Linked DNA regions of Homo sapiens: regions 2, 3 and 4 are each linked to region 1. Evidence: chromatin contacts called from ENCODE Hi-C or POLR2A ChIA-PET data. All regions are on one chromosome and are shown on one strand. The core of a region is the stretch at or near the end of the contact, and the rest is flanking DNA. Distances in the headings are between cores, read along the strand shown.

Region 1 (5,714 bases), core at 372-2,871:
GGAAGACTTGTTTATTATGCAGAAACCAAACAAATGTAATTAAATACCAACTGGTTTGGGACAATTTGTGCATTATAAAATGCCAATGTTCATCAGGCCAACAACTAGGTAACATTTTTTTCTTTTCATTGAACAAATACATTAAATACATATTGTGTTATAAACCCATCCTTAACTCCCACATTATAGGTAACTAACTTCACTGAGGCTCTTTTTATTTGTACATATAACTATGAATGGACAAGCTTATCCCTTACAAACTATCCAAGTTTCAGTTCTGAGTGCCTAAAGGCCCCTGAGGTCGAGTTAAGGGTCAGTTGCTCTCCTTCCGGAACTACTTTTTCTCTGTTTAACTCTAGTTGCAAGCATGCAACTCCACATTCCAGGCACTTCTCAAAAATGGGGTGCACTGGGTTCTACATAAAAGCATTAAAGCGAAGTTAAGCAATCTCTTTATGCCTAAGTTTCTAGGTCTACCAACCTTATCGGGACAACGCGGGAGTTAATATGGAGGGCTGTGTTTTACACCCACTTTGAAAGCACGGCATTGTCTGTTTCTAAAGAATTGTAAACTTTCATGTGTTACATTACAGAAATCTGAACGGAGAGGATTAACCAAATACCATTTGGACTTAAAAGCAGCTTGAGGCCGGGCGCGGTGGCTCATGCCTGTAATCCCAGCACTTTGGGAGGCCGAGACGGGCCGATCACGAGGTCAGGAGATCGAGACCATCCCGGCTAACACGGTGAAACCCCGTCTCTACTAAAAATACAAAAAAATTAGCCGGTGTGGTGGCGGGCGCCTGTAGTCGCAGCTACTCGGGAGGCTGAGGCAGAAGAATGGCGTGAACCCGGGAGGCGGAGCCCAGATCGCGCCACTGCACTCCAGCCTGGGCGACAGAGCAAGACTGTCTCAAAAAAAACAACAAAAAACAGCTTGAAACCTCTTCCAGCCACTCTCCCAGAGTGACGGACATGCAGAAATCTGTATTCCAGCCTCAATTCAAGACAGCCTTCTAGCTGCAGTCCCATTTTCAACATTTCATCAGTGAAAATCCTTTCATTTAAAAAATACTTCAGTGCCTTAGTCTTCTCACCACAACAAAACCACACAGCTGTGGCATGGTTGAAAAAAGAACTCGAACATCTAGGAGCTCCCTGCTTTGAGGGCAAATTTAAATTGCAAGCAGCAAGAGCTAAGGAAAGGCCAGGTATTTCTGCAAAGCTAAGTTTCTCCTAATTAGTAATCTTCTGGGTGTCTAAGAAAAACTTTAGATACAAGAAGGGTTGCCACTTTTCTCAGGAGACTCTTCTGGGAGAGATGATGATGAACCGAACGCCAAGGACTTAGCAGGGGCGAACGACGTCAACAGATGTCCCTCCAGACTCCGGCACCAGCCGGCCGAGCCCAAACGAGTTCTCGCCCCCGACCCCACCCACCGCGGGAGCAGGGTTCGGTCACTCGCAGTGTCAGAGAGGCCCACATCCTCCTAAATTTCCGGCCCTCCCAAAACTTCCGTCTTCCCTAGGTCCAACGGGGTGGACCCAAGGCCCAGGGGCGTCCCCGGAAGTGACGTAGGACGCGCCCTCCATTTTGTGGAGCGCCAGAGCTGCTAAGTGCGTCAGTTGTGGAGTGGCGTAGACGAGTTAAGTCCTGGTCTGCGTGGAGGTCGACGACTCCGTCGCAGACTACGGACCTGTCTGGGTCTCAGCCGCCAAAGACCCCGTCCGGTAGGTGAGTGGCTCACTTTGAGGGCAAGCCTTCTCGGATCGAGGCTTCTTCATGGCCGCTCAGATCGTGAGCGGCCGGGGCTGCTCTCTTTGCGGAGGATGGCGTCTAATGAGCGCAGTTGATTCGAGGTGGGCGCTGGGGCACGTCTCCCTTTTGGCATACTGTTTGAGGGGTACTGAGGTGAAAGGGCGGTCACTGTTCGGGTCGTTTTTACACAGCGGTTGTGCGCCCGTCCCTGCCAGTCTTAATGTCTTCATCTCCTGGACACGTAGAATAGTGGGCCGGGATCTCCCTGACTTTGCTGGCGATGCGGCTGGGCCTTTTGTAGGGCGGCCGCAGTGACCCCCGAGAAGGGGGTTGCTGGGAGGAGAAGGGAAGAGGGAATTTGGCACGCGCAGCTCTGCTGCCTTTGATTCCACCGCCGCCATTTTGTGGCCGCAGAGCGCCCGCCCGCTGCTGTTGGCGCAGGCGCGGTCGAGGCGTCGCGAGATTCTGGCTTCCACCCGCTGTGACGCGCCCGCGAGGCCGCCATTGGGCTGGCTTTGCGGAGGGCGCGGGCGGCTCCGCCCGCACTTCTCGGCCTTTCCTAACTGCGGCAGATGGGAGGGGGCCGGAGAGCCCGGAGAGTGTGCGGCTGCGCAGTTGGAAAGGTGGCAGTGGGCGTTGCGGTTGCTGCGGTCTGGGCCCAGTAGCGGACCGTGTTGGGAGGGAGCTGGGTTTTCATTTTGTCTGCAGGTAACCTGGCCTCATTAGAGGCTCTGTTGGCAATCTCGTTCATAACATCACTGTGTAAACATTTTATGCCGTTGATGTTTTTGATTGTTTAATCAGGCGTTTCTCTGTGACAGTCATTGCTATTATCTCGATTGAATTACTTTCTAATAGGAAGTACTAGCCGGACATCATGAGTGGCTGTCGGGTATTCATCGGGAGACTAAATCCAGCGGCCAGGGAGAAGGACGTGGAAAGATTCTTCAAGGGATATGGACGGATAAGAGATATTGATCTGAAAAGAGGCTTTGGTTTTGTGGTAAGTATTTAGAACTGGGTGAATTATCTGCTAAGTAGGTAGAGTTTTGATAAGCAGTTGTTTTCGATCTTGAGTCCGGGTGGAATATTTGCCTTCAGAAAATGTTACCCAGCCTTATGTCTGAATTTTATTGAGGCTGAAAACAACTTTAACTTGCCGGCTCACTGGAACCCCACTCCCAGTGGCTCCTTGATTAGGTTTGACTGTATGGCAGTGTCGTTAAGATACTCTTCCCATTCTGTCTCCTGATTTCAGTGCTCTTAATGTGTTGTAGAATACTCTTCTAAAGCCAATGTTAAGAGTCTTATGCTTACATTTTAGGAATTTGAGGATCCAAGGGATGCAGATGATGCTGTGTATGAGCTTGATGGAAAAGAACTCTGTAGTGAAAGGTGAGATTCCTGTGTAACTAGATAACCCTGGGACATAGAGCAGACTGGGTCTGCTGGCATATTTTTCTAAGTAGATTTATGTAGCTTAAGTGTGTAACGGAGATTTTTCTTCCCTTTTTGTAGGGTTACTATTGAACATGCTAGGGCTCGGTCACGAGGTGGAAGAGGTAGAGGACGATACTCTGACCGTTTTAGTAGTCGCAGACCTCGAAATGATAGACGGTATGTGAAGGGTGGATGGCTGCATTGAACAATTATTGTAGGGGTAGCATTTAAGATTCAGGAGTCATTAGCAGTGATGATTTTGGGTCCTGCCGTATAATCTGTTCTTCTATTCCCACGTTAGCCAGTTGTTCTTGATGAATCTATATGAGTCATAGAACACAAATCTATTGACGGAAGTCATTAGAATGGCTTGTGATATCTGATGGCTTGAACTTGCCCACAGTTGAACACAAGTGCTGTCATTGCATTTCTTCCATTGTGAATACGAATTTTCTTCCTCAGAAATGCTCCACCTGTAAGAACAGAAAATCGTCTTATAGTTGAGAATTTATCCTCAAGAGTCAGCTGGCAGGTTTGTTGAAATACAGTTTTGAGTTATTTTGATGTGGCTTTTTAAAAAAGTTAATGGGTAGCTAATGTTGTATTGTTTTATTAAAAGTAGTTTTAAATTAATGGATTTAATGGAATTGTAATTTTAAACATTTAATTAAATGTAATTTGGGGGATATTTTGAACTTTAATATTAGTGATCAAATGTAAATGTTTTGAGGATATTTTTCTTGTTTTTTAAAATCAATTTTTAACCAAATATTAAACCCTTTATTTGCCAGCCTGTCTGTGTCGTTGGCCTTATGACGAGGAGTGCCTGTGGGTTATCCTAATCGTTGTCTTGGTCACTCTTGGTTGGGCCTGGTTGACTTTGCCAGTCAGCTCCTACAGTGATCAGTTGGCCACCTCTAGATCTGTGTTTGCCGGTCTAGACGTTATCGGTGCACTTCCTTGAAGTGCCAGGTTGCAGCGATCCCAGAGCGTTGATAACGTGATCTGATCCCTAAGTTGAGACCTGTCTTCCTGTAACGCTTCCGAATAAGAGGTCCGGTCGAAAAGAGTTGAAAGATACGAAATTAGGTGGTCGTTGGAATCCTGATCGCAGTAAAGTGGTCCTTGGTAACTGCTCGAGTAGAACATGTCTGCATCCGCCAATAGTCCGCTAATAGGGAGGGCTGTGCGATTAAAGGCTTCCATCGATTGGGTAGTGTCCTTCAAGTGGGTGGCGAAGAGCCAGTCGGGCATATGTCATGAAGGTTTCTCCGACCGATTAATGGTTTGCTGCTTGACTAGCCTAGGGAAATAATAATAAAGGTAAAGTAAACTTTTTTAATGACATATGGGGCACAAAATAACTGGTGTCTTGTAAATGTTCTGTTTTTTTAAATAAAACTTCTCTACTTTAGTCTTTACTTTAAAAATATGTACTGTTTCCTTTTTTGTTGTTTTTTTGTTTGTTTTTTTTTCTTTTGTACTGAGCTCAGCATAGACTAATACTACCTTAATGTTAAAATCTGAATTTCTTTTAGCATTTTGCTTAAAAGCAATATGCTATTTGCTTATTCCGTGCCCTGACATAGATAATTTTTGAATTCTGATAGAATACAAGTGTGGTAAATGCCATGTTTGTACTTTATCTAACATCTTCTCTTTCAGTAGTCTTGTTTTTTTTATATCATGTGATTGTTTGTGTGTCCCCTTTCCTCTTCTTTGCTTAACACAATTATCTTGTGTTAAGGATCTCAAAGATTTCATGAGACAAGCTGGGGAAGTAACGTTTGCGGATGCACACCGACCTAAATTAAATGAAGGGTATGTACTGGAAACTGTGAAAGTCTTTAAAAATATCCGGAAAATTTTACTGTGAACTTAGTTTTGAGGACTTAAAATTTGAATATGTTAGAATGCAGAGATTCTCCAGAGACAATTTTGCTGCTTCCCTCCTCCCCCCCACACCTTTGGCAGTGTCTGGAGACAAGTTTGGTTGTCACAACTGGTTGAGAGAGGATGCTGTTGGCATGTAGTCAGTAGGGGCTAGGCATCCTGCTAAGCATCCCACGGTGCATAGGGAACCCCCTCAACAATGAATTGGCTCAAAGTATAACAGTGCCAAAACTTTGCTCTTTTAATGCTGTGTTATCCAGAAATAAGACTCAATAGTAGCAATAGCAAAAGTGAACATAGAAACGACTTACCTAGACTGCTGTGTGCAATGTGTGAGACTACAGGATGTATATACTTTAAAAGTGGCTGTTTTCCATTTTAGGGTGGTTGAGTTTGCCTCTTATGGTGACTTAAAGAATGCTATTGAAAAACTTTCTGGAAAGGAAATAAATGGGAGAAAAATAAAATTAATTGAAGGCAGCAAAAGGCACAGGTATCTCTAATTTTTTAAAGTCAAAAGTTGTATTTAATGGGTTTGTTGTAGAGTCTTATCTAGGCTGATTTCTTTTCATTTTTCATAGTAGGTCAAGAAGCAGGTCTCGATCCCGGACCAGAAGTTCCT
Region 2 (5,714 bases), core at 96-2,595, 420 kb after region 1:
TGTGTGTGTGTGTGTGTGTGTGTGTGTGTGTGTGTCCGCGCGCGCGTGTGTGTTGGGGGATCGGGGGAGGGTTAGTTATATATTTCGATTCTCTCCACCGAGTCCCGGATCACGCAGACCACCAGGGGCTGGAGAGTGCAGCACTGGAGAAACCCTCCTTCTCCCTCGCCCCCTTGGCCCCAGCGGTGGGTGCTCTGGGGCTGCAGCTCCCGACCCGCGGCGGTGGAGTCCCGAGATTGGGGTGAGCGCGTGCGTGCGTATGTGCACGCGGGCGCGCGCCGAGTGGATAACGCGCTTCCCTGCTAGCCCCCAAACCCGGCGGACACTCACAGCACCAGAAGCACAACACGCCCTGGCCCAGGTGGCACACATATGCCGACATGCATCCAGCACACACAACACAGCAGTCAGTCTCCCCAAACAGCACCCGCTACCAACCCAGCATGCTCACGATCCAACTGTACCCACCTGCCCAGGCATCTCTCTCTGCCCCTCCCCACCCGGCGGCACCCTCCTGTAGACACCCACTCTGCCAGATCTGCCCCCCCAACACTGCATACACAATGTACACTTTCCGGGGCACCCTCACCCCACTTCTCCTGGCACTAAATCCACAGGAAGGCGGTTCATATGAATGATCTTGAGAAATAACTTAACCCCGTTACTCACAATCAGGGATCCTCTTAGGGGCATCCCAAGCCCCCCAACCTCTACCTCCCATGTCTCGGCTGCCCGCTAAGGGGGAAGGGCAGGAGGCTCACCCCATTACTCACCGTTTCCTCTCGGCCTCCCGAGCGGAGTGGGCAAGGGAGGGGGGTGAGGAAGGTACGCGATGCCCCCGCCGCCCGGCGCCTCACCGGTCGCAGCGGCTCATCGCCCCCGCGGGCTGCCCGCCGGCCGCAGCCGCGTCCGGGGCATGTCAGTCCGCCGCCGCCGCCCTCCCGCCGGGGTTCGTGGGCTCGCAGCTGTCAGGGAGCTGCGGGGCAGCGCATCTGGAGCGCGGGGTCTGGGAGGGAGGGTGTCTGGGGCCAGGGCGAGGGGCCCCGGGAGGGGTCCTTCCGCACGGATTTCAGAAAGAGGGAAACCCCGACCCAGAGCGGTGACTGGAATCTACGCCCGGGAGAGGCCCGGAGTCCCGGCCGCGGGCGGCGGGGGATTCCTGCAGGAAGGGGCAGGAAGGCAAGCAGCCCGGCGCGCCCTGGCGGCTCCGAGGGACCTGGGCTCGGGCTTGCGGTCGCGTCGCCTGGGCTTTCCCTGGGCTGGGAGCGCGCCGGGTCTCCGCCTTGCACGCTGTCACCGCGGGAGACGTCTCGGCCTCGCCGCGCGCAGAGGGGACGCGCGGAGAGGCTGGTTTCTGGGCGAGCGGAGAGCTTTGCCCATTAAGCTGCCGGAAGAAGCCAAATCAAAAAGCCAATCTCCAAGCCTCCAAACGGAACGTCACCCTATCAGCTGGGAGACAGCGCCGCACTGACTGACAAGCCGCGCATATTTATCCTCGCGCGCGGAGGGGAGACTCTCAGAACGCTCCTCGACCAGCAGCGAGGAAGTCGAGCCCGCATCCCGCATCCCGCATCCCGCATCCAGAGCCCCCGAGGGACGAATTCAGATCCAACCCCTGCCCCGCGGCCACCCACCCTAGTCGTTGGAGCCTGGCGCCCGCGCCTCCCGGCCGGCAGCACGTCAAAACGGCGGCGCGTCCTGACCTGGATTCCGCCGAGTTGGGAGCTCCAGGCAGCAGGCGGGCGCGCGGCACCGGCTTTCCCCTTGTCCTCAGGAGACGCTGCCTGCAATTCCGAAATTAAGTCTCCACCAAACACATCTGTGGTTTTTAAATATAGCAGGGAACTATTACCCAGGCAGGGTCCACCCAGGCCTAGGGGAGGAGTTGAGGGGGATGGAGATTGGCAGCGGAGGGAAAAGAAAACTCCTTTTTTCCCCCTCTTTTTTTCTTCTCTTCTTGGTGCAGAACCCAGCCTGTCATTTTCTCAACCCAAGTCAAACAACAGTTTGTGAGAGACGCTTGGGTGAGCTCTGGTATGTTGGCTTTTCGGGTTTCTAAAGCTAAAAATAAGAGGGGGCTGCCTCCCAAATTGCTGCTTACTCTGGGCCTGGAGGCTGGAAGAGAGCTGGTCCTTTGATGCAGCAGCGGGACTAGGGCTTGGGGCTTGGCTCAGGCGAAGTGTACACACGTAGCCTTAAATCAGATGCCTGTAATTTCTGCTATATTTGTCAGGCTTGGTCCTAGAGGCATGCGGGGTGGGCAAGCCACTCCTAAGAATGGGGTTTCAAGCCCTCAGCTTATCGGTGGCATTAGGCAGATCTAAAATGAGCCTGGTGGCTGGCCTTCTGTAGCGACACCAGTGCAGAAAAGTCAGAATGTAAGGGCAGGAAGTTGTTCTCTTTCAGGCCTCTCTGCTGCCTGAGGCTAAGTGTGAGGGGCCAACAAATGATAATAATACTTACCAAATAGCAGCACCTTTTAAGGGCCAGGAGTGGTGCTAGTGAATTTGATTGTATTACCTCATGCCATCCTACTAAAACTCTGTGAGCTAGGTACAATTACCAACTCCATTTTTTTGTTGAGGAAATTGAGCCTTAGGTTAAATAACCATCCCAAGGCCACGTGCAGCAGAGCCAAGGATTGAAATAAAATGCAACCAACCGGAGTTGTGCTGAGACGTCAACAGTGTGTGTGACTCCTGAGATCCCTGGCTCCTTTGCCCGGCTGCTCTGGAGCAAGGCTTGGTTCAAACAGATTAAGGGGGTGTAGAGACTAGGGAATCTCTAAGCCTGAGATGGCAGGAGGTCTTTGCTGGTCCTTTGACTCAGTGTTCCGTTAGCAAGCTGTGTGGTGGTTTCTGGCCTGAGTCCGGAGTCAGAATCCTGGATGTGCTCAGTAGGAGCAGTAGGAGTGCTTTCAGACCCCTGAACCTTTATGGGTCTTGAATTTCATTTAAAGTTAGGGCTGGGACTGACTTTGAAAGGTTTCAATAGCTTCTAAAGTTGTGGGATCTCAGGATATGTCAGTTACTGGGACTTACCTTGTGTCTGCTCCCGTGGAGAGTCACAATGCTGAGTCTACACATTGAGAGTCTACAGTAGAGACAAAGAGATGGCTAATGGGCACCTAAATTGATAGAGTTTTTAGGTAGGGCAATTTTGAAAGATACATCAAATTCCTTAAAAACGTGAATGCCTGTGACCCAGTAATTTTACTGGAAGAAATTTATTCTATGGCAATCATTAAGGATATGCTCAAATATTTAGTTACAAGGATATTCATGGTAGTGTTTTTAAGAGTGAAAAATTGGAAACATCTTAATTTTCCAACACAACAAATTGGTGAAGTAAACATGTTTTGTTGACATAATGCTGTATTCTACCACTGTAAAAATACAGATGCAGCATTCTGTGTACTGGTGTGGAAAGGTTTTTATAATATATCGTAGACAGAGAGAAAAAAAACCCCAGAACACAGTGTAACACAGCATGTGCGGGGGTGGCGGGGTGGGGATGAATGCCCTGGCAGCATAAAAACCCCAAAATGGTAGTGGTTATCTCTTGGTGGTGGGATTTCTGGTGATTTTGTTTCTCTTTGTATCAATCAACTTTATTGAGGTGTAATTTACATACAACAACTCACCTTTTTTCTGATCTATGCTTTATGAAGGCATCAAAAGCAAGGTCTAGTGCACAGGCTAAATGACTATCTCAGTAGTGAGGAACATGAATCTGCAAAACTATCCCAGTAGTGAGGAACATGAATAATATTTCAAGATACCTGCAAAAACTAACTGATGATATTAAAATATCTGACATTTCTAATGGAGATAAAGTTACAGGTATCCAAACATCACTACTACTACTAAAAACTCACCTGTTTTAAGTGTATAGTTTGAAGAGTTTTTATACAAGTACATACATGTAGAGCAACAACCTCAGTCAAGACATAGAACATTTTCATCTCCCCCAGAAGTCCTCTCAGGCCCCTTTATACTCATCCGCTCTTCCCACAGGCAACTATTGATCTGCTTTCTGTCACTGTGGCTTAGTTTTGCTTGTGCCAGAATTTTATTTGTTTGCTTGTTAATATCTATTGATATATTTTCAGTGAACATTACCTATTCACTAAAACTGAACCAGCAACAACAACAGAATTGGTCATGTCATTTTTTTAGAACTACCAAACAAAACAGACAGGAACCTTGTCTTCCTCTTGTCACCTGTGACAGGGCAATGCTGCGGGGAGGAAGGCAAGAGGTGCCAAAGCATGTTCAACCAACGCTGTCGGCAGAGCTGACTTGCGTAGGTTCCTCTGAGTTCTAGGTAGACTGAAATAGCAAAGCCCAGCTCTGCATTCTGAGCCTCAGTGTCCTCACCAGTAAAATGGGAATAATAATAATTATTATTATTAATAATAATAATAATTATTATTATTATTATTAATTATTATTATTAATAATAATAATACCCACCTCGTGAGGTTGTTGTGAAGCTTCAGTGAGATTACAGTTTCTGGTACAGACCAATCCCCAAATATATATCAATTCTCCTTCTCCCCTACTTTTGTTCTCCCCCAACCCTGCTTCTCTCCCATCTTAAGTTCTACAGCCAACCTTCACGTGGCCTATGAAGTCTCAGACTGCTTTCAACTCTGGACATTCTCACTTCTTTTTTTCTCCCCACTACATGCATACAGGGTTGGAAAACATTAAATGTAATGACACCGTACTTGCATTTCTGCCATTGTTACTTATATCTAGCTGTACTGGAACCCAAGGAGATGTTCACAAGGAAGATGGAAAGTAAGCTGTGTAACATCAGCATTGGGAGCAAGAGCCACAAACCTCATTTTCAAGTTGGGAAGAAACTCAGGACCCGAGAAGCTACAGGATTCAGCCCAGTCACAGAGCTTGGTAAGAACTAGACAGACTCTTTTATGGACTGAATTGTGTGTCCCAAAACTTGTGTGTTGAAGCCCTAGCCCTTAGTACCCAGAATGTGCCTGGGTTTTGAGACAGGGTCTTTAAAAAGGTAATAAAATTAAAACAGTGCCGTCAGTGTGGGCCCTAATCCACTATGACTGCTATCCTTATAAGAAGAGGAGATTAGGACACAGACAGACAGAGGGACAACCTTGTGAGGACACAGCGAGAAGGCAAGCCAAGGAGAGAGAAATCAAATGTGCTGACACCTTGATGTGGGAGTTCTAGGCTCCAGAACTATGAGAAAATAATTTCTGTTAGTTAAGCCACTCAGTCTTTGGTATTTTGTCATAGTAGCCCTAATTCTGTGAGTCCTTGTCATAGAATACCCTTTCTCTAGAGGCTGAGCAGCAAGTAATAGGGCAGATGGGATGAATAGTGGGAAGGGACCACATGGCTTCTTGGTGGGGCCCCAGTATTTGCCATTATGCTGCAGAACTCCACAAGTCAGTGCCTCTCCAAAAGCGGGGCCTCAGGCACTTCATAAGCAGACGACCTGCCAGTCCTGGCCACCAGTGGCACTGCATCCCACACAAGCCACAGTGTCTCTTCTCACAAGCAACCTAGGTGCCAGCATTCCACAGCCCTTGGACTATACAATCTGATAGCAGTTGAGAAACAACAGCAGTCAAGTGGAAGCTAAAAGTAAGTTCTGGAACAGCTCTGTAGGGAGGATGGAAGTTTAGTAAACCCTGTCTGATAATAGGGTATTTATTTAGTGAGACATAA
Region 3 (5,714 bases), core at 515-3,014, 410 kb before region 1:
GGGTAATTTGCAAATGAACATGGATAGAAGAGCAGCAAAGCACCAAAAGAACAAGGTCTCTTACCCAGGACACAGTCCCTTCCACACTTTACCAGCCCCAGGGTCTGAGCCCGACGCTGCCTCTTCCGGTCCTGTGCCTGTGGGTGCCCACATTCTTAGCAAGAGGCTGCAGAGGGATCTTTAGGGGAAGATTCGGGCGTAGTTTATTAAACAGACTCCACTTCTATTTGGCCATGTGTCAGGCTGAGACCTCTCTCTCGGGCATTAATGAACAGCTAGTGCCCTGTCCCTGCCGCCAGGACCCACTGAAAGGACGGGTAGCCACACACATCCCTGAGTAGTCCCAGCCTCATTTGTCATTTTTGACTCCTGCTTTCTCAAAGGTTTTTGCCTCTGTCAATACAGCATCATGGGTGGTTGGAAAGAAGGGAACTTCCCTTCTGGACCAAGAACAGCCCCTAAGTCATTAGGGTTCAACCTCACCCTTATTCCCCTCCCCGCTACAGGAGCCCCTAAGTCATTAGGGCTCAACCTCACCCTTATTCCCCTCCCTACTACAGGAGGGATTTTCTTGAAGGGTCAGCTATTGCACTGTGCTGGGAGGCTGGCTGTGGCTCCTGTTTGTGAAGAGAACTCCCAGTTCCTTTTCACAGCCGCTGAGAACACATCCACACATCTACCCCACGGCCTTGTCTTGGAACTGCTCCTGCTATCCCCACACCCTGCTTCCTCACCCCACTGGCTCTTGGGCAAATGACTGTTGGTACCAGGACCCTGGGGGTCTCCCCTACAAAGCAGACCAGCCTGGGGCAGATATACCTACCACAGGAGCCCCCTGTCTTTCATAGGCCAAGGATCCACATACCCATAGAGTTCATGGATTCTAGAGGGTCTAGGAATCTCTTGAAATTGTCCCTAAAATACTGCATGTGTGTGCATACATGCATTTTCCTGGGGAAAAAGTCCATGGCTTCTAAAAGAGGTCCCTGATCCCCAAAGGGCCTGAACCTCTGCTCTGGATTGAAGCCACTGTCTGCCCAAGCTGCCACCCCCTAATCTTCCTCCCTGGCGTGCTCAAACTGCCATCGCCTGCTCCCTCCACACGGCCCTTGGGGTCAGCAGCCAAGTGTCTGTGGTCCGCAGCACCTGCTCTGGAGGGCTCTCCAGCAGTTTCGCCTCCTGACTCTCACCAGCGTCCTCTCGGCAGCACTCCCGTGCCCAAGTGCACCCCTCTGGACTTGCCAGCGCAGGCCCCTTCGCTCCCAGGGCCATGCTTTGCCTGTCCTCTGTCGTGATGTTTCTTCCGCAGCCAGGTGCAGCCTCAGATCCCCTGTTCATCTGGGAAGCCTCCTGCCACAGCTTAGGACAGAACTGGGCCCAGGGCAAAGGCCTCTCCCCAGAGGATGGACTAGAAGGCCTGGGCCACACTCGGGCATGGACCTTTGGGGCTGGGGAGCCGGGGCTGCGCCTGTTGAATGTAAGAGGACTGCTGACCAGAGGGCCTTCAAGAGGGTCTCTCTGTCCTTTGCTGTGGTCAGATCAGGCTCTGCACTTATCAGCCGGTCCTTTGTGGCAACGCAGCCCTGTTCTGTTTTTGCTTTTCCTCTTCTTGACCAAAGCATGTGCCACTAGCTGTCCTTGAGGACCTCGTCTTTATGAAACACACACCTGGAATAAAACCACTTCTTACATGTCCACATGCACCAGCGCCTTCCTTTCTGCCTCCAGGCCTAGCCCTTCAGCACACCCTCCCCCGCCTCGTGGGGAAAGTCCGGGCCTCCTTTCTGTAAAAGTGAAACTGAACATGCTCAAGTCTAGCCCTGTCCTGCACCTGGTAGCTTGCTCGTCGGCCTCCATGCCCTGTGGTGCCCCAGGAACTCCTGACTGCTCTGGTGGGGGCCAACAGGTGGCCCTACTGCAAGGGCAGGCCTTGGACCAAAACCAGGAATCAGCACAGGTCAGGTGGAGCCCAGGCTCCTGTGGCCTCATTATGGGATTCTACTTGGGGCTTAGAAATGGAAAGCAAATTGCTTCTCCAAATAGGTATTGCCCTGCCGCCGTGCTTGCCTTTAGCCAGCCCTCTCTCCTTCCCTGTGAGCCAGGCCTGTCCCCTCGGAGCTGCCCTCCCCTGCTCTACCACACAAGAAGGCAGTGGTACAAATTCAGGCAGGACATACTTCCTGGGTAAAAACAGCAAAATAATTCTGAAAAGAGTCTTACCAGACCAGCTTTGCTTGATTGGGTAGCAGATGCTCTGCCTAATGTTCCCATGGAAACCAATGGAAAACCCCCACCATGTCTGTGATCAGAAGCTGAACCTACCCAGGTAAAAATAAACGCTGCTTCAACATACATATGAACTGCAGCTGGCAGGCCAGCACACCACTAGCCTCTCCTGGACGCAACCATTTCTGCCCTCAGCCCCACTTTGCCGTGGGGCTGCTGATCTGGAGTTACCCAGAACTTCTGACCCCTGGGCCTGAGGAGCCTGGAGCAAAGCCCTAGCTGGCTGCAGAGAATACACCTTGGCTACAATGTCCAGCTTGGTCTGGGCTTAGGAGCAAGTCACTGTAAAAGACCTTGGCTGCAGCCTCCATTCCCCCATCCACCCCTCCGTCCTCTCAGGGAGCACAGCCCACCACCCACCGCCTACTCAGGGCTCCCTCCTGGCGCGCTGAGCCCCATTTCCACTCTCCATCTATTTTCACCCTCAGCCTTGGAGGGCTCTGGTGCTTGCTTCTCCTGAGTCAGGCTCTCTCCTCTTGCTTGCTCTCCTCCAAACCTACCTCTCCCAAAGCCCATTTTCTGTGCCACCCAGTTTTTTCCCTAGGAGATAAGGCTGTCAGCCTTTAGCCAGGCCCTGGAGGAATCAGCAAAAGCCCCAGGCTGGGTATTAACAGTTACGTCACTGGCAGGAGAGTCCCCCGAAAGCCTATGGGCAGGGCAGCAGAAGGGACTTCTGCACCAGGGCCAGACTCCCATTTGTACAGCAGGGAGCTGTTCCTGAGGATCCCTGGGCCTCTGTGACTTGGCTTCAGTTTTTACAAGGGCTGTTCCCCCTGGCCCCTCAGGAAGGCTGTCTCCATCTGCAGTTGGGAGAAATAACCTGGACAATATGACTGTCGTCCCAGGGTTCCAGCACCCCAAGGCCTGCGGGGGATGTCTCCCAGCACTGCATGGGGTGTGGTCCTTCTCCCACCAGGGAACAGGAAAGGAAACCTGGAAGGGAAAGGCTGGCATTTATAACGTCTGTAATTTCATTGCCAACAATGTTCTCAGTGTGTTTGGTATTTGTGTGTCCCTGTGATGGTCTGAGTCAGTGCTCCTCCAGAAGGAGGGGGCAACCCAGCCAGCTTCTCTAATGGGAAGAGGTCTTCACTGCCAGGCACTTAGGAAAGACCTGGAGATGGATCAGGGGAGGGCCTACTCTCCTGGGCTTGCAGCTGGGCTGTCTGAGTAGCCGACCTGGACTGAGGCTCCAGAGCCATCTGAGGACAATTTCTCCTGCTTAATTCAGCCCTGTGAAGCGTGGAGAAGAGTGTACTAGGGGTGCGGACTCTTGGGTCTTTAAGACCCATTCAAGCCAGGCGCAGTGGCTCACACCTGTAATCCCAAATATTCAGGAGGCTGAATTGGGAGGGTCCTTTGAACCCAGGGGAGTTCGAGACCAGCCTGGGCAACATAGCGAGACCCTATCTCTATAAATAAAAATTCAAATCAACTTCAAAAAATACCCATTCAGCTGGATCCCTCACTACTCTGCCATTTGCCAGCTGTGAGCTCTTTTTTTTTTTTTTTTTTTGAGACAGAGTGTTGCTCTGTCACCCAGGCTGGAGAGCAGTGGCATGATCTCCACTTACTGCAAGCTCTGCCTCCTGGGTTCACGCCATTCTCCTGCCTCAGCCTCCCGAGTAGCTGGGACTACAGGCGCCCACCACCATGCCCAGCTAATTTTTTTTGTATTTTTAGTAGAGACAGGGTTTCACCGTGTTACCCAGGATGGTCTCCATCTCCTGACCTCGTGATCCACCCGCCTCGGCCTCCCAAAGTGCTGGGATTACAGGCGTGAGCCACTGCGCCTGACTGAGCTCTTGAATAAGTTATTTCATCTCTCAGCCTTGATTTCTTTACCTGTTAAATGGGGTACTCATAGCCGTAAAGGATTTTTTTGTGAAGCCTGATCGCAAAGCATCTGGCCCTTTCCAAATGCTTAATCAATATGTCATTACTATTATTAATAAACATTTTCTGAGTGCCTGCTACATGCCAAACACTTTGCTAGGGGTGATGACACAAATGTAAACAAGACAGAAACGGTCCCTGCCCTCGAGAACAAATATTCTAGCAGAGGAGATGGACCAATCAGCAGCAACTGTGATACCACATGATAAAAGCTACAGGGGAAGGCAGGAGCTATGGGAGCAAGGAGAGGGAGCTCTCACCCAGAGCGTCAGTGAGTTGGTGCTCTCTCTCCAGAAGATGATGCTTCCAGGACAGCTTGAAATGACATTCCAGGCAATGCCTGCCTCAGGCTGGATAAAGGTTGGACTGGATAAGGTCTGGTGAAGTCCACTGGCCACACTAGCAGAGATGGCAATTCAGCTGGTACCTTGCTGGGTGGCCTGGGCTTTTTACCCTGCAGGCAGCATTGTGGTGACGTAGACCAGCCTGTTACAACAGGAGAATTCTAGAAGGAAGCTGTGGGAGCCATTTCAACCCCAACAGACACAGCCTGTGCTTCTTGAGCTAGGGACCATTCCTCCAGGGCTCGGTATTCTTCCTTCGGGAAGGTGGGTCTAGTTGGTACGGGAATTAGTGATCCTTCTCTGGAGAGAAGGGATACTCATGGTGGAGGCGTTCCAGGAAAGACTTGTTTTTGCCTGGCTCTCAGGTTGCTTCTGATCCCCTCAAGCCATCTGAAAACAAAGCCGGTCTTTCAACAATTTGTCTTTCAAATATGTGTCTCTTAAGATGTGGTCCAGATAACCTGCTCAGTATCCCTGGAGGGATTGTAGACCTGTATGCTCCTGGGTCTGACCCAGACGGGGAGGCTTAGAATTCCTGTGTTTGTATTGAGTGGTCCAAGTGATGCGTTTGCACATTTAAGTCCCATGCACCAGGAAGGAGAGCTGGAGGCCCAGAGAGGGGAAGCTGTGCAGGAGAGAATCAGAATGAGCTGGGCCCTGGATTGAGTACCCTGACACTCAGCACTGGACTCACTACAAGAGGGAGAAGCCAGGGGGAAAGAAGGCTACCCTTGTACTCCTTACTGTACTTCCCCAGGAGCCAGAAGAATGTAGGGACCACATCTTGGACCCGGAGGTCTGAGCCCAGCAGTGGTGGAGAGTCCCCAGCTGGGAGACCCTCAGTTGGATGGGAAACTAGGGATGGCAGGAGAGTCTGGGGGACTCTCTGGCAGGAGAACCAGGAGGTAAGAGTCTCTGGAGACAGTTGCTCTAGGGCCACCTCGATGGGGTCTCTGTCTGGGCCCCTCCCCACAGTTTGAGTCAGAGATGGCTCTCAGCATGGCAGGAGGCTTGCTCCTCTCCCCGTGGGTGGACTGCAGTTCCCACAACCCTGTCAGGCAGCTGCAGAGCTCCAGGTTTCTCTGCCCACAAGGGCAGGGGCTGCCCCTCGCCCAGGATGACTCTGCCTTCCAGAGCCTTGGCCTCCCTGGGGGTGGGAGTGTGGGGGATGCTAAGGTTAAATCAGGT
Region 4 (5,714 bases), core at 1,905-4,404, 280 kb before region 1:
CTTGTCACTTTCCCTCATTCAACACATATTTAGGACCTATATCATGTTCTGGGAAATTACTAGCTATGTGACTTACGTAGACAACGCTTTTGAACTTTATTTTTCTCATCTGGAAAACTAAAAATAATATGTATGTACCTCATAGGTCTATAGTAAAAATTAAATGAAATGTGTCTGTTGTAAATAATGTATTAGAACATCAGCTCTGTGTCTGAGCAGTGTAGGGCACTTAGGGATCCTGAGTTTTCACCCCTGACTGGTCTCACTTACTTCCTGGCAAGATTGGGCGGCCCTGACCCACTTGGTCTAGCGCACAGGATTGGCACCTGGCTTGTTCTGTCTTCTGTAGAACTCAGCCAGGATTTCAGCACGCCTACCAGCTGAGGTAGAGAACACAATGGAAGCAGAAACAGCTTCTCCCAAGGCTGACCTGGTGCAGTCTGGGCTGGTTAGTCAAGGGGAACAGAAACCACTCAAGTATCTAGTGGTTGATCAAACTCCAGCTGTTTGCCTCAGAGCCTTCCTTTCACCCAGCCTTAACTGCTATTATCTGAGGTCTATTCATACGTCCTGTATGCAGAGGGAATAGGTAAAGATTGGTTGCTCTTTGTCATTGAAGAAACCTGTGCTTCACTTCTCTTATTGAAGGAATCAGCCTTCCCCAGGATTATCTGGGCTCACTGGGCCCTACCGTGCAGGACTTCTTTTGAATGATTGCAGGTATCCTGCCTTTCTCTGGCCCACATGGCTCACAAACTCACCACTAGTCCTCATCACCAGCAGCCATAAGCTGCAACTGACCTGACTCAGCAGAAAAGAAATGAATGTACTAAAAGGATATTGGGAGAGCCAGGGAGCCAGGCCTGAGGCAAAGCTTCCAGGAACCATATCTAAGAAGTGCTGCAGAAGCTGTTGGATGAGAATGCTGCAGCTGCCCCTGAGTTCTTGCTGCTGCTGTTTGTGCACTACTAGGAGCCCACCTCCCCATGACTGCTGTGGTACCCACCACACATGCTGCTGCCACCCCAGGAGCACACAGCTGTCACCCAAGGCACGTCAGATGCATGTGCCACCATGTTCCCTTGAAAAGTGCAAGCCTGTGTATGCTTTTTCCTCACATTTGTTACCTGCAACTCAAAGTCAGGGGCCCTTGACTGGTGAACTCCAGACCACAGGCTCCTAACACAAGTTTTCTAGCTTTCATCTTAGAAAAGCAGGACACCTGTAATCCCAGCATTTTGGGAGGCTGAGGTGGGAAGATCACTTGTGGCCAGGAATTCAAGACCAGCCTGGGCAACATAATGAGACCCCCATCTCTCTAAAAAAAAAAAAAGAAAGAAAGAAAAAAAGAAAGAAAGAAAAAAGAAAGAAAAGAAAAGCAGGGCTCCTAAAGTGGGAAGATTTCCAAGCATTAGACCATGTGTCAGAAATAGACAAAAAATATACAGAAAATGTCCACTTTGTACTCTGGCCCCGGGCTCTCATCATCTTCCCAGTCCCACCTCCTCCCACCTGATGGAGCCAAGCCCCGGGCCCTGTGTTAAGGCTTGGCCTGAGATGTTCTGCATGGGGGCCTGAGCCATGAGAGAAGTGCAAGGAATTCAGATGGGCACTTCTTGACAGTGAGCAACAAGGGGATGCTGTCTGAGCTTGGGAACCCCAGAGGGGGTTAAGGGAAGAGTACCAGGGTGATGATTAGCTAGAGTCATAAAATGGGGAGATCTAGCATGGCCTTGGGGAACATCTAGTGGGCGTCACACATCCAAATGCCTGCAGAGGGGCCAGGCAGGTCAGACAATAGGGGATGATGGGGCCTGTGGGGATGCGCCTTTAGGCATTACATTCAAAGACTTAAGTCTACTGTGCAGAGGTGGTAAGAATGATACAAGTGGTTGTTGTTGGGGGGCTGATTGACTATAAAGGGGCATGAAGAAACTTTCTGCAGGTGATGGAAATGTTCTGTCTGTTGCTTTGGGTGGGGTTACATCTTATATACCTTCATCAAAGAAATAACTTAGATGTGTGCATTTTACCATGAAGTATACCTCAATTTAAAAACTTGGGGCAAATTCATAAAGCAATGTGGATCTGGCTCTCGGGCTAACCATTTGTAAACTTCTGTTGCAATCCGACTTCCAGAGGCGTCCTTGGCTCCTCATCTTGGAAAAGCGCGACTGCGGCGTGGTCTGGCGGGCGGCCGCTCACTGCGCGGTCTCCACGCCTGGCAGGTGGCGCGGGGCAGGCAGCTGTGCCAGCCTAGCATTTCCACCTGCCGGGAGGAGGCGGTCCCCTGGGGCCCGGCCGGCATCTCCCTGGCCTGAAAATGAGCCGGTCACCCCAAACGCCAACTCCGAAAGGAGCGGAAGCGGATGGAACAGCTGGTCCCAGGGAGCGCGGGCCAGGCGCGCAGATAAATCACGGACACACACTGCACGGATAGCTCCAGACTGGCGTTGAGTGCCAAATGCCGACACAGACACGGTCAGGTTCCAGGAAGAGAAATCCGATCCGATGCGCGCTAGGCGGCGGCGGCGGAGCACAGTGAAACCCACCTGAGGGGGAAGGGTTGGGGGGAACCCAATCTTGATGGAGCCCCTCCCCATGCGGGCACTTTGGGCACTTCCTGAAGTCCTACCTGGCCACCCGCCTGCCCGGGGCATCAGGCATCGCCACTTCACTGGGGAGAAAAGCCAGACCGCCGCAGTTCACGGAGCGGTAGGAATTGCGGTGGAATTCCAGGCCGGAGTGTGTGACCCTACGCCCTAGCTCCGTCCTCTCCTCCACCCCGAGGCGAGCAGGTGTCTGCAGGAGTGCCTCCAACCCCATTGCAAAGCGGACGTGGCCCTCGTCTCGATGTCGGCGCTGCTCGCCGAGAGGGACCCCGGGGTGGTGTTGGGCGCGCGGGGCGGGGACGGGGACGCGCTGCGGCCAAGTCCCCGGGCCCTGCGACCCGCAGGGACCTTCTGGACGCACGGAGCCCGGCCCTCCAGCCGGCGCCCGCCCTGATTGGCGCCCGAGGCCGGCCTCCCGCCGGCTCACCTGCCACTCCCAGCCAATCGGGGCCACCAGAATTGGGGCTGTCGCCGGGGGGGTGGGTGGCTAGGGCGGGAGGGGAGGAGATGCTGCCGGCCCGAGGCTGAGCCACCCTCCCCGCGGAGTTCCCGCCCGGCCCTCTGCAATCCGGAGCCCAAGCCGCCGGCTACGCGCCCTGCGCCCCCTTGGTGCCGCGTCCAGTGCCCAGCGCGCTTTGATGCTGCAGCTCCGGGCCGGGCCGCTCTGCTTCTCTGCTCGCTGGGACGCTCTCCGACGGCTCCGCCCTCGCCTCTCGCCCCGAGTCCCTGCTGACCCCGGGGAGGTGGGGTCCGGGCCGGGCACAGCCCCGCTGAGGCAGGATGTTCACGTCCAAGTCCAACTCGGTGTCGCCCTCGCCGTCCCTGGAGCAGGCTGACTCGGACGCCCTGGATATCAGCACCAAAGTGCAGCTCTACGGCGTGCTGTGGAAGAGGCCTTTCGGCAGGCCGTCGGCCAAGTGGTCCCGGCGGTGAGTGCGCCCCCGCGCCCCAAGGAGACCGCCGGGGAGAGAGCCTGGGCGTCGTTACCCCTCCCACCCCCTCCAGTCGCCGTCGTGCCTCTGCTTTCCTGTGTGACCTTGGCGTCACCCCTTTTCACTCTACACTGGCTCCCGCAGGAAAATGTGGACCATAGTCTGGGCCGGGAGAATGGAGATGGGGCCCCTGCCCTGGGGCGGTGGCAAATTCTCTATGGAATGAACCTGACCCTCGAGTGGGAATGTTGGGTGTGGGCAGAAGAGACCGTGGTCGGGGTGGGATCCCAGCTAGGTCAGATCAGGCCAGACTGAGGGGAGGCAGAAACTCCATCTCTAGCCAAAGATGCCCCCAACCCCGGGACCCCCACTGTCAATTCCATCGTCTTCACAACCCCTGACCCAGGCCGCGAGGACCGGGCCTGAGTGTCTCCCTCCCGCCAACCACCCACCCTTAAGACGGAGAGGGACCTGGCCCTTCTGAAAGGCTCAGGCTAAGGAGGGAGGAAGGGCCAGGAAGGGTGCTTGTCCATGGGGAAGTGACCTTGGCAACCCCTCCAACTGTCCCTTGAAATAATTTTTTTAAAAGTGAGCACAGGGAAGAGAGATTCTAGTGCTTCAGACGGAGGAGCTGGAAAGGAGGGAGGCAGCTGGAGTGAAGGAGGGGATAGATTGGTTCTGCCAAGGATTGATCCTCTGAAAGGGGTGGTGGAGAGAGACAGGGTAGTCCCAACCATCCTTCAGCCCCAGCTGCCTGGTCCCCAACTCAGACGCGACTCCGCGGACATCGGTAGCCACTCTCCACTTACAAATTAGCCTGGGAGGTATTGAGGGAAGAGGGAGTTCACAGCCCTGGACTTGCAGGAAGCTCCCAACTGGCTGCAGGTGCTGTGGGCCATTTTCTGGACAGTTTCCACTCTCCAGTCAATTTCAGTTCTGAGATTCACTACTGGTATGGCCTGGAGAATGCAGACCCTGTCCAGCCCTTCCGCGGAGGTGTGACCCTTCCAGGAAACCAGGGGTATCCAGATGCCCCTTCCCCATCCCACACTCTATGAGTCTGCCCCTGAGCAGAGGGGGCCTCCAATGTTCCCAGGACCACAGATCATGTGGATGTGGTAGTGGTGGGTGCTGATGTTCTGTTCTGATGAATAATTTAATGTTTCTATAAGACCGCAGAACAAATGGAGCTGTGGACAGTAGCTCACATTTTATATCTCTGGTTTCATGTTGTTTTGTTGCTTCTGACAGGTTTCTCTCTGGGATTTAATGGGATACAGGCTTCTTGAGTTCCTCCAAAGTTCAGCTTATCTCTGACCCCCTAAATGAAGGCTTGGAGCAACATGGAGTGTATTTGGGGAGCTTCCAGTATTGTGCTATGTGAGCTACAGCCCCCAGGGCCAGGAGAGCTGGGGTGGAAAGGCTGTGTGTAGATTCAAGCACAATTAGCAGAATATCTCCCCCCACCACCCATCTTTCTTCTGCCTCAGCAGCTCCAGATAGTTAATCTTTCTTTTCTATTGGGTCTGGCTGCTGTTCTGGGTCCTGTCAACCAAGACTTCTCTTGCCAGACATTTTCACCTGACAGCATCCCTAGAAAATGCTAGGTGCTTGTGACCCCCAGGGTATGTCCCCTGGTCCTCCCCTTCACCACTGCAGGTACATTGGGAAACTGGTCTCTGCACCTACAGTTGATTCCAGGGCTAGGAAGTGTCAGGAGTACAGGGCATAGGCCCCCAGCTAAAAGCACAATGGTAGTGCCAAGGAGGCTTGGAGAGGTTTAGTGTCCCCCACCCAGAGACTCCATCTTCTCCTCCATCCACTACCGTGGCCCCCAAAGCCACCCGAAACGATGCAATCAGAGTCTGAGCAGTATGTATGCTCTGCTAATACAGCTAAAAGTCAAGTCCTTTAGCCTCCTTCCAAGGAGATTGTTACCTGGGTTCCCTTCCTTTGTAGGAATTTCAGAGCTGCCACTGTGCAAAGACTACCTGGGGCTCAAGAAAGAACTAACATCCCACCTGCCCATTCTAGGCCTCTGTGTTCTCAGTTCTGGGAATACACAACACACACACACACACACACACACACACACACACACACACACGCTATTTAGTCTTGGGTCAGTGACAGAGCCAGCCAGAGAGGGCCTGGGTGTGGGGGAGAAAGA

Evidence for each region. Hi-C counts contacts between places; a loop is a spot of excess contacts on that map. ChIA-PET counts read pairs that join two places held with the same protein, here RNA polymerase II (POLR2A). Pooled maps may share reads with other maps.
Region 2: a loop to region 1 is called in a map of psoas muscle, with 17 times the contacts of the local background. The contact joins the promoter of SLC8A3 here to the promoter of SRSF5 in region 1. A Hi-C loop is called at or near these places in 2 of 168 maps with a recorded cell type or tissue (gastrocnemius medialis and psoas muscle), 5 of 37 single-sample maps with no recorded cell type and 7 of 50 pooled maps. POLR2A ChIA-PET finds 5 or more read pairs at or near these places in 3 of 52 experiments (A673, WTC11 and activated T-cell).
Region 3: a map with no recorded cell type shows a loop between it and region 1 (20-fold over the local background). The contact joins the enhancer-like site here to the promoter of SRSF5 in region 1. A Hi-C loop is called at or near these places in 3 of 37 single-sample maps with no recorded cell type and 3 of 50 pooled maps.
Region 4: a loop to region 1 is called in a pooled map, with 3 times the contacts of the local background. The contact joins the promoter of PLEKHD1 here to the promoter of SRSF5 in region 1. A Hi-C loop is called at or near these places in 2 of 50 pooled maps. POLR2A ChIA-PET finds 5 or more read pairs at or near these places in 4 of 52 experiments (BJ, GM12878, OCI-LY7 and 1 more).

Annotation. Positions count from the first base shown.
Region 1 is chr14:69,765,521-69,771,234 of GRCh38, forward strand. SRSF5 (serine and arginine rich splicing factor 5) reads left to right here and starts at 1,622. Exons shown (of 8, transcript NM_001320214.2): 1 at 1,622-1,735; 2 at 2,618-2,762; 3 at 3,084-3,154; 4 at 3,278-3,376; 5 at 3,662-3,731; 6 at 4,947-5,020; 7 at 5,475-5,585; 8 at 5,674-5,714. The coding sequence starts at 2,637. It overlaps LOC100289511 (a long non-coding RNA gene), which reads right to left and starts at 2,193. Exons shown (of 1, transcript NR_029378.1): 1 at 763-2,193. RefSeq lists enhancers at 1,489-1,538, 1,579-1,628, 1,738-2,502, 2,499-2,548, 4,995-5,714.
Region 2 is chr14:70,187,606-70,193,319 of GRCh38, forward strand. It overlaps SLC8A3 (solute carrier family 8 member A3), which reads right to left and starts at 1,346. Exons shown (of 7, transcript NM_182932.3): 1 at 774-1,346. It also overlaps the pseudogene LOC646548. RefSeq lists silencers at 781-920, 991-1,320.
Region 3 is chr14:69,352,772-69,358,485 of GRCh38, forward strand. It overlaps GALNT16 (polypeptide N-acetylgalactosaminyltransferase 16), which reads left to right. Exons shown (of 15, transcript NM_001168368.2): 15 at 1-1,695. Among named protein-coding and RNA genes, the nearest start is that of ERH, 43 kb to the right of the region's middle. RefSeq lists enhancers at 1,443-1,542, 1,573-2,072. Within about 2 kb of position 1,765, at least 8 of the 41 ENCODE cell types and tissues checked have a DNase peak (open chromatin) inside an H3K27ac peak, as active enhancers do.
Region 4 is chr14:69,481,574-69,487,287 of GRCh38, forward strand. It overlaps PLEKHD1 (pleckstrin homology and coiled-coil domain containing D1), which reads left to right and starts at 3,155. Exons shown (of 13, transcript NM_001161498.2): 1 at 3,155-3,541. The coding sequence starts at 3,393.